Regions from separate parts of the Homo sapiens genome. Here region 1 is linked to region 2. The links are chromatin contacts, found by Hi-C or POLR2A ChIA-PET in ENCODE. All regions are on one chromosome and are shown on one strand. The core of a region is the stretch at or near the end of the contact, and the rest is flanking DNA. Distances in the headings are between cores, read along the strand shown. Region 1 overlaps BCAT1 (branched chain amino acid transaminase 1). Region 2 overlaps BCAT1 (branched chain amino acid transaminase 1).

Region 1 (4,188 bases), core at 1,003-3,502, 84 kb before region 2:
AATTTCTCTAATTTTATCTTTATGATTAGAGCCAGGCTCTAATTCTTGGCAAGAATAACACTGAAGTGAGGTTGTGTACTCCTAATTGCCCTGCATCAAAGACACATGATATGCATTGGTTCCTGCATTAGTCATGTTAAGTTTGATTAGCTGGTGAAGGTGGTCGCCACCATTTCTCACTCTTGTAAAGGGACATTTTCTCCTTTTAAATTAATATGTAATTTGTGGCACAAGACTTTGAGACTGTGTAAATATCCCATTCTCTGACAACCTTTCTTCTGATGACTTTAGCATTAACTGATCTAATTATATCATTCTTGGCATTGAGTAGCATTCTTGTGTAAAGAAGGGGTTCTCTTTCTCTCCCTCCTCTCATTATAATTTGTTACTGTTATTTTCTTACAAGTTACTAAGAATTACTCAAAGGCAGTATTTTTCAATAAATCATTGGTAATTTATGGTCTTCTCACTCTAGAAAAGGGAGGATGGGTCAGAAAGCTGAGGGGAAAAAAAGGGAGGAAACGAGAATGTATATTATCGACATAATCGGTTGAAAATGTCTAGTGCTGTAATTATGCCATCATGCAGATTAAAAAGCCACCTGTGAAAAATCAACTTGTATTGTTTTGTTTTGTTTGATTTTTAATAAATCCTTATAGTGTATGAATAAAAATTAAATTAATTGATCAGTATCTTCACTAATGGCAGAGAAGGGGATGGACTGAGCAGATTCTGCTTTTCACTCTGATATTTGTTAATTGCCCTGTGTGGTCTGAAGACCTGGGTTCTAGTACCAGCTCTCCCTCTGCAGACAGGTGTGTTACTTTGGTCAAGGCAATCAATCTTCTTGATACTCAGTTTGGTTCTCTCTGATTTGAGCATAAGAAATATACTTGAAGGCCGGGCATGGTGGCTTATGCCTGTAATTCCAGCACTATGGGAAGCCGAGGTGGGAGGATCGCTTGGGCTCAGGAGTTTGAGACCAGGCTGGGCAACATGGCAAAACCTCAACTCTACAAAAAACAAACAAAAAATTAGCCAGGCATGGTGGTGCACGCCTGTAGTCCCAGCTACTCAGGAGGTTGAGGCAGGAGAATCCTGGGAGGCAGAGGTTGCAGTGATCTGAGATTGTGCCACTGCACTCCAGCCTGGGAGCCTGGGTGACAGAGAGAGACCCTGTCTAAAATATATATATACACACACTTGAATGCTTCATGTCCCTTGCTCAGTGACAGCCCCGTCCTCTGCTTCTGCACAGTTGACCAAGGCTTCTCAGTCTACTCCTGTGTAGAAAAGAATTAAAGCAGGCCTGAGGCTGCTAGTCTTAGAAAGGCTTGCAAAGTTGGCCCTTGTCTGGTGTCTGGGAACTTGAATTTCTGGAGGGTTCTCACCATTCCCTGAAAAGAATGGCTCACGATGCCTAAAATATTTGTACAAACAATGAAGTTTCTGCTGAACATCTGCTTCCTTCTGGGAGTCTGGAATTTTAGGATGTGCTAGGTAGGGGTGTTTACATGACAGCCCCACATAAAAACCTTGGGCACTGAGTGTCTAATGAGATTCCCTAGTAAGTAATATTTTACACATATTATCACAACTCATTGCTGGAGGAGTTAAGTGCATCCTGTGTGACTCCACTGGGAGAGGACTCTGGGAAGCACATGTCTGATTTCCTTTGTCCCATGTGCCTTTTCCTTTTGCTGATTTTTGCCTTGTAAATTTTTTTTTTTTTTTTTGAGAGACAGAGTCTTACTCTGTTGCCCAGACTGGAGTTCAGTGGCCCCATGTCGGCTCACTGCAGCCTCTGCCTCCTGGATTCAAGCAATTCTCCTGCCTCAGCCTCCCGAGTAGCTGGGACTACAGGCGCGCGCTGCCACACCGGCTAATTTTTGTATTTTTAGTAGAGACGGGGTTTCACCATGTTGGCCAGGATGGTCTTGATCTCCTGACCTCGTGATCCGCCTGCCTCGGCCTCCCAAAGTGCTGGAATTATAGGCCTGGGCCACTGTGCCTGGCCATAATTTTTATCCTGTAATAAATTATAGTCGAAAGTATTGAGTCCTGTGAATCAACTTAGAGAATCACCAAACTGCTTCCAATTTTCTCATATGTAAAATGGGTTGCTATAATAATGATGATATCTACCTTATAGGGTTGTTTTAAGTATGAAAAATATGGTGAAATATGTGTGAAACTAGGGGCCGGATGTAGGATGAGTCATACAGTGGGTGGTTATTATTACGGATCATATTAACTCTTCAGGTAAAAACCATCTTGTAGCTGGGCAAGGTGGCACATGCCTGTAGTCCCAGCTACTTGGGGGACTGAGGCAGGTGGATCGCTTGAGCCTAGGAGTTCAAGGCTGTAGTACGCTATGATCACGTCTATCAATAGCCACTGGACTCCAGCCTGGACAATGTAATGAGAGTCTGTCTCAAAAAAAAGGAACAATCTTGTGTTTGCGTGTGTGCTCATGTCTTTGTTGGAATAATACTGACACAGTCACTCAAATTAACTCTCAAATCTTTGATTATTCATTTGATGGGAACAACAGGTTTATGTGCCAGCTTATCAGGACCCCTAGTTCTTTCATTAAAGTGTGTATGTGTGTGTGTATGTGTGTATGTGTGCACATGTGTGCTAGTTTTCTTATCTAACGACGAAGTCCTTTGGGAGGTTTACTTTTTCATTACTATTTTTTTCATGCTTTCCTTTGATGTGCACCTGGCAATTTATAGAGCCAATGTGTACTACATATTCTGCTGCAGAAAATGACAGAGGTGAGGAAGGAGCAGGAAGCAGATTTAGAAAGGAATGTTACAGTTTATCAAGTTGTGACTAATGGAAGCTATTAAAACAAAAGGTACCAACCCATCTTAAATATTCACTGCCTCTACAACTATTTTTCTATAACTGTTGTTCCTTGTCAGCTCTGGGGTGGAGGGAATATTCCTGAATGTTTTATTAAGTAATTCAAAGATCTTCCTAGGTATGTGTATCAAAGATCCTATGATGTATCTGTCTTGTAAATTGAGACTGGCATATATTGGGCTTACATTACTGGGAAAAATGTATGTCATCATCATTGGTGAAAAAGAGTTTCCATAGCAGTTTTTTCTAAGTAGAGAGATAAATGAATCAGACTTTTGGAGGAGGTATGTTTTAACTCACTGGAGGATCACACCAAGTCTGAACATCTAAGGAACCCTAGTGGAAAACTGGTTTTCCTGTATGCTGCTCTAGCGATCTGAGGAAAGGCCTAAAAAAAGCCAGTGTCCCTGTGATATTGTGAAATACATATATGTGGTCTTTGTTCCTGTTTCCTGGCATACAAGTACTAAAAATCCTTGGAATCTCCAAAGTGCTGTCTTTTTGTATATTAGTGTTGACTGATAGCTTCAGAGTGGGGCTGGTCAAGTTGATCACCAATGGCCAGTGGTTTAATCAGTCATGCCTATGTAATGAAGCCTCCATGAAAATCCAAAGGGAATGGACTGGGGAGCTTCTAAGAAGTGTTTTTTACCTTCCCGTGAGCCTCCTGTGCTGAACACGTGGAGGGTCACGGGAAGGTAAGCAAAAATTCATTCACATGCTGGGAGGGTGGCACATCCCAACTCCACGAGGACAAAAGCTCCTGTGCTCAGAACCCTTCCAGACTTGGACCTTGTATCTCTTCATTGGCTTTTATTTGTATTTTAAAAAATATCCTGAGTGATAAACTGGTAGATGTAAGTGTCTTCCTCAGTTCTGTGAACCACGCTAGCAAATTAATCAAACCGGAAGAGGGGGTCATGGCAACCCCAACTTGAAACCTGTTGGTCAGCAGTTCCAGAGACCTGAACTTATGACTGGTTGGAAGGACGGGGTGCTCTTGTGGGACTGAGCCCTCAACTTGTGGATCTGATGCTATCTCTGGGTAGACAGTGTTGGAGCTGAATTGGAGGACACCTAGCTTGTGTCCACTGCAGAACTGATTGCTTGCTTCCTGCTGGGGAGAAATCCCTATATATTTTGGGGTCCAGAAGTCTTCCGTGTTGATTGTTTTTGTGTGAGAGCAGAGGAAAAATGGTTTGAGAGTTTTTCGGGAAACAGCCCCTCTTAGTATAGTGGTAGAAACACTCCAAAAATAAAATATGCTACCCCAAAAATAAAAAATGAAAATAAAAATAAAAATCTGGAGTGGTCAGT
Region 2 (4,657 bases), core at 1,659-4,158:
GCCGAGTTTCGATTTAAAGAAGCTCTAGAGGTTTTTTGTTTTTCGTTTTTTGTTTTTCTGGCTCTAGATGTACTGATTATTGAGATACTGAGATGTCACATTAAGGGATTTAAGTTACCATGATTGGAAGATTTGCTTCCTTATCCCTTCTGCAGTTCCCCAACAATTTTCCTATCTGAACACCTTGCATTGAGACACAGGTCTCAGATCAGGTCAATGGTCATTCACCATATACCGTATATAAAATGCTAGAGTAATAAATGCAGTGTACTGATTCTACTGGAAGGATTTTGTGTACTCTCTGGCTGTAATTGTTTTAACAATTGTTGCCTTTTCTACATATTTTGAAAATGTATCACAATCTCTCCAAATTTACTCTAGAACTCAATCTGATTAAAGAGCACCATTTTAAAAGATAAATCAATGTATCTTGGGATTGTAACTAGATCCTGGTTCATTCAAGACAATTTCATATATCCACTATAGATATCAATATTTCTCTATTATCTTTAATATCCTGAGTACTCATTACTTTTCTTTGCTGTTTTTTTTTATTAGTTGGCAGAGACCATAGGGGTTCAGTGAAGTGTTGGCAACGTGTATGATATTGAATTAAATGGCCAACGGTGGGAGAAAAACAGGCATTTATTTCTATTAGAATTTTGATAATCATACCAAATTTAGAAGCGTATTTTTAGACTTGTTTACATTCTTAGGTTGTTCATTTCACAGTAGTAATTATAGAGACTAGAAATATAAATGATGTTTCCAAATACTTATGAAGTCTCAGTGTTAGTAGTTTCAATTAAATTTTTTAAAATGCAGTTTATATTTGAAAGTAGCTACAGTAGCCTCTCTTGCTCTAATGTTATTTGGCTACAAAAAGAGGAAAATGGTAATTTAGATGTGGCTGAATTCAGAGCTAAGTACTAATTTTAGTGTTAGTTGCAGAGACTAACAAGATGAGTCTTATACTGCAGTCAGAGGTAGAATAAACAGAAGATATGGTGAGTAAGCCTTGTCCTGGGCTTGGCCATTGGTAGTCCTTGGCATATGAAAAACCAGATACAGATCATTCTCATCCTTCCATTCCTGCTGTTTGTACTTGGCACTGTTTGAAAATAAAATTTATACAGGAATATTTATGATTTATAAATTTGAGTTACTGTATGTGACATATAACAAAAGCTACACTTGGAAGATTGTAGCCAGTGTTGACCTCTGCACTTAGAAGATAATAGGCCGATTCAACCCTTCTTCCCATCTGCCCACTCTTACCCCCACCCCAAACTCCACCAAAAAACCACACAGCTCAAAACAAAAACAGTTACATCATTCAGAGGTGGTACCATCATTATTTTTATGGATGGGAGATGTCAGAATTTAAGTACACTCTGAATCAGAGCTACATGATTTAACCAGAAACACCAGAAACTGTCCTGGTGGAAAATTGTTCTTTATCCAAACAATAATCATGAAACATTTCCACCATGGCTTTTAAAGGTCAGAATAGAAATGAGTGAGTTTGTCTTCTGCCTCTTGCAAAATATACAAGACCTTAAGACTGTTAGTTACTATTCAGATTATGGTTGCCTGGGATAACTTTAGTTTTAATATACTCCTTCACTTTGGGGATGTTCATCTAACAGAACAAATAAAATTCAGAATAAGGAGAAAGGAAATAGAATATATATTTGAAGTAAATAGAATGTTAGGAAAAACCTTTGGGCTAAAAAAAAAGACATGCAATTCTGAAGTAACTTTGATTTATATCATATGATTTTAAGAAAATACAATGAACAAACGAGTTGAAAATCAGCACAATACTGATTTTCACAAACGTTACCGATAGGAGGTATAAACAGAGTTCTTTCGGTAATAGCCTGCCGTCTTTTCATGAGCGCCCACACACACTGCTCCTGTTGGTTGAGATGGCTGGTGCAGGAAGGTGGATGGGGTGGTGGATAGTGTGTGTTCAAAGCACAGTGCTGTGCACAGTCACTATGTGTGGCACTCAGCTTGTAACTCATGGGAGTTTTGATTTCAGTAACAGCACCCATGGTGGCAAGATCACACATCATCACTCTGTTGATGAGTAATTTAACCCATACGCTTGCTATTCACCATTTGAACAAAGCATTGTATCATATCCTGGACCCTGGAGATACCCTGAAAAATAAGACCCAGGCCTTGTGGTTGAGTTCACAGTCACTTTGGGAAAACAACCACAGCAGTGAATCTCGGTATTGCTCAGGCCACATCATGAGTCTTCTCGGACACGTCAGGCGTGTATACGGACTCGACTTGGAGCACTCTTCCTCAGATGTCTGTACCGCTTGCTCTTTGACATCCTCCAAATCTTTGCTTACAAATCCCATTCTCAGTCTGGCTTTCCTTGAGCTCTTAATCAAAATCATAAACTCCATTTCCCATTTCTCCTCAGCATTCCAGCATTCTCCATTGCTTTTCCTTCTTTGTTTCCCCCTGTGTAGTCTAACATACTATCAACACAATAAATGTTTACCTGTGTCTATTAGAAAGTAAGCAGGGAGATATGTCAGTTTTGTTCACTGCTGTATTCATAGAGCTTAAAACGGTAAACAGCACTCAATATGTATTTGTAGAATAAATGGCTAATTGTGCTGATGGTGTTTAGGGCACTTATGCAGACCTACATTCCTGGTTTCCATTAGTGTTTGACTTTGGGAAGTCACAGATGAATCCTGCTGTTATTGCTTCTAAATTCCTCATCTCCTAAAAATGACTTCTTTGTCAAAAACAAGCTGCATTTGTAGGTTCTGTTTTCCTCATGTTGGGCAATCTGGAGTGATTTCTGGCTCTTGTAAGTATGTTTGTGGTTGCAGAGGAAAATGAATATTTCTCACCCAAATGTTGTCATGTCATCATCTCTGTCTGGCAACCAGAGAAGCAGATGTTCTGTTCCTTGACCTCAGGCTAGTGGTTACAGTTCTGGGTGTTAAACATGTTTCACAAAACAGCACTTGCACATGCGGGGCTGCTGTTTTCATTTAACTTCATGTAGTCTCAGGGCTCAGCAAGCTTTAGGAAAGGTCCGGTTTGGGGGCACTGGAAGTGTGTGTGTGTGTGTACATATATATACACACACAAATAGATCCATACATTTATGTATCTAGTTGGCTAGCTATTGCAAAACACATGTTTATTTTGAGATCATCAACACTTCTAAACATGACAAAGAGTAGCCCTAAGAACATTGCCAAGAACAAATTTTCTCCTTTCCAGAAAGCAATTTTCAGCAGATGATTTTCAGAAACAAAATTCAAAAAAGCCATACTGCTGTATCCTAGCAAAGATAACTTATTCGTTTATTTTTTACTCAAAAACATTTATTATATACACTCTGGGCTAGGCACAATGCCCAGTTTTGAGGATAGAAGGATGAAGATAGAGTTTGGTATTCCAGATAGAGCTTGATTGTTGGGCATGTCTGATGTAACCCCAGTGGAGTGGGCGAGCCTAGAACCACCATGTATTGAGGGAGAGGGTGGTGGCCTCAGTGTCAGGACTCACTAGATTCAGACTCCTGGGTGTCAGAAGTGGGGAGGAAAGGGAGATGCTGAGTGCCAGAGGGTACTGTAAGGAGAGCTTGTGCAGCTGATGGATCATGCATGATGCCTGTGAACAATTGTCCTACTAGACCTCACAGTAGTTAGGGATGTCTGCAGTCATCTCACAGTAGAGCAGTAGCTCAGCTTTGGAGTTTTGTTTCTTGAATGTCTTCTTTTTTAACCGTACACGTGCTTGAGCTCACTCTGATAAGCCCATTACATTTGAATCTCAGAGAGCAAAGGCAGCATCTCCATACTTGTTGCTGATGCTCCACCAGGTTTGAAAATCACTAAAGATAGACTCTTAGGCTGGGTGCGGTGGCTCACATCTGTAATCTCAGCACTTTGGGAGGCCGAAGTGGGCAGATCATCTGAGCTCAGGAGTTCGAGACCAGCCTGACCAACATGGTGAAACCCCGTCTCTACTAAAAATACAAAAATTAGCCAGGCGTGGTGGCGCGTACCTGTAATCCCAGCTACTCAGGAGGCTGAGGCAGGAGAATCACTTGACCCTGGGAGGCAGAGGGTGCAGTGAGCTGAGATGGTGCCACTGCACTCCAGCCTGGGTAACCTAAAAAAAAAAAAAAAAAAAAAAAATTAGACTTTCCAAGGGCAGCGTGGAAGCAGTGACCAGCCTGAGTAGGCACGCACACTTCTTGGGGATAGCCTCCTCCATAGCATTCTTAGAAGGTTTGGTAATGACCAGTTTTTCTGAGTAAGACCCTATCTACATTATTCTAATTAGTAACCACCTTTCATCTGCTAAGGTAAATTTTCACTTCAGAATATTCCTCTTAAGACCATGCAATAACTCTTACTGTTTGTTGGTGGAAAACCATCTCATTATTTTACTGGTTAAGGGTAAACTGAAGATGATTAGATAACTTTCCTTCCTTCCCTCCCCCCTTCCTCCCTTCCTTCTCTTTCTTCCTTCCTTTCTCCCTCCCTCCCTCCCTCTCTCTTTCTTTCCTTCTCTCTTTCTTTTCTTTTCTTTTTTCTTTCTTTCTTTCTTTTTTCTTTCTTCCTTCCTTCGTTCCTTCCTCCCTCCCTCCCTCTCTCTCTTTCTT

The links. A loop is a pair of places that touch in the nucleus more often than their neighbours do. ChIA-PET counts read pairs that join two places held with the same protein, here RNA polymerase II (POLR2A). Pooled maps may share reads with other maps.
Region 1: a loop to region 2 is called in a pooled map, with 11 times the contacts of the local background. The contact joins two enhancer-like sites. A Hi-C loop is called at or near these places in 2 of 37 single-sample maps with no recorded cell type and 12 of 50 pooled maps. POLR2A ChIA-PET finds 5 or more read pairs at or near these places in 6 of 52 experiments (AG04450, GM10248, WTC11 and 3 more).

The regions. Positions count from the first base shown.
Region 1 is chr12:24,920,420-24,924,607 of GRCh38, reverse strand. All of the region lies in intron 1 of BCAT1 (branched chain amino acid transaminase 1), which reads left to right. Among named protein-coding and RNA genes, the nearest start is that of BCAT1, 27 kb to the left of the region's middle. Within about 2 kb of position 2,252, at least 3 of the 41 ENCODE cell types and tissues checked have a DNase peak (open chromatin) inside an H3K27ac peak, as active enhancers do.
Region 2 is chr12:24,836,967-24,841,623 of GRCh38, reverse strand. All of the region lies in intron 7 of BCAT1 (branched chain amino acid transaminase 1), which reads left to right. Among named protein-coding and RNA genes, the nearest start is that of BCAT1-AS1, 19 kb to the right of the region's middle. RefSeq lists a silencer at 1,823-2,012. Within about 2 kb of position 2,908, at least 7 of the 41 ENCODE cell types and tissues checked have a DNase peak (open chromatin) inside an H3K27ac peak, as active enhancers do.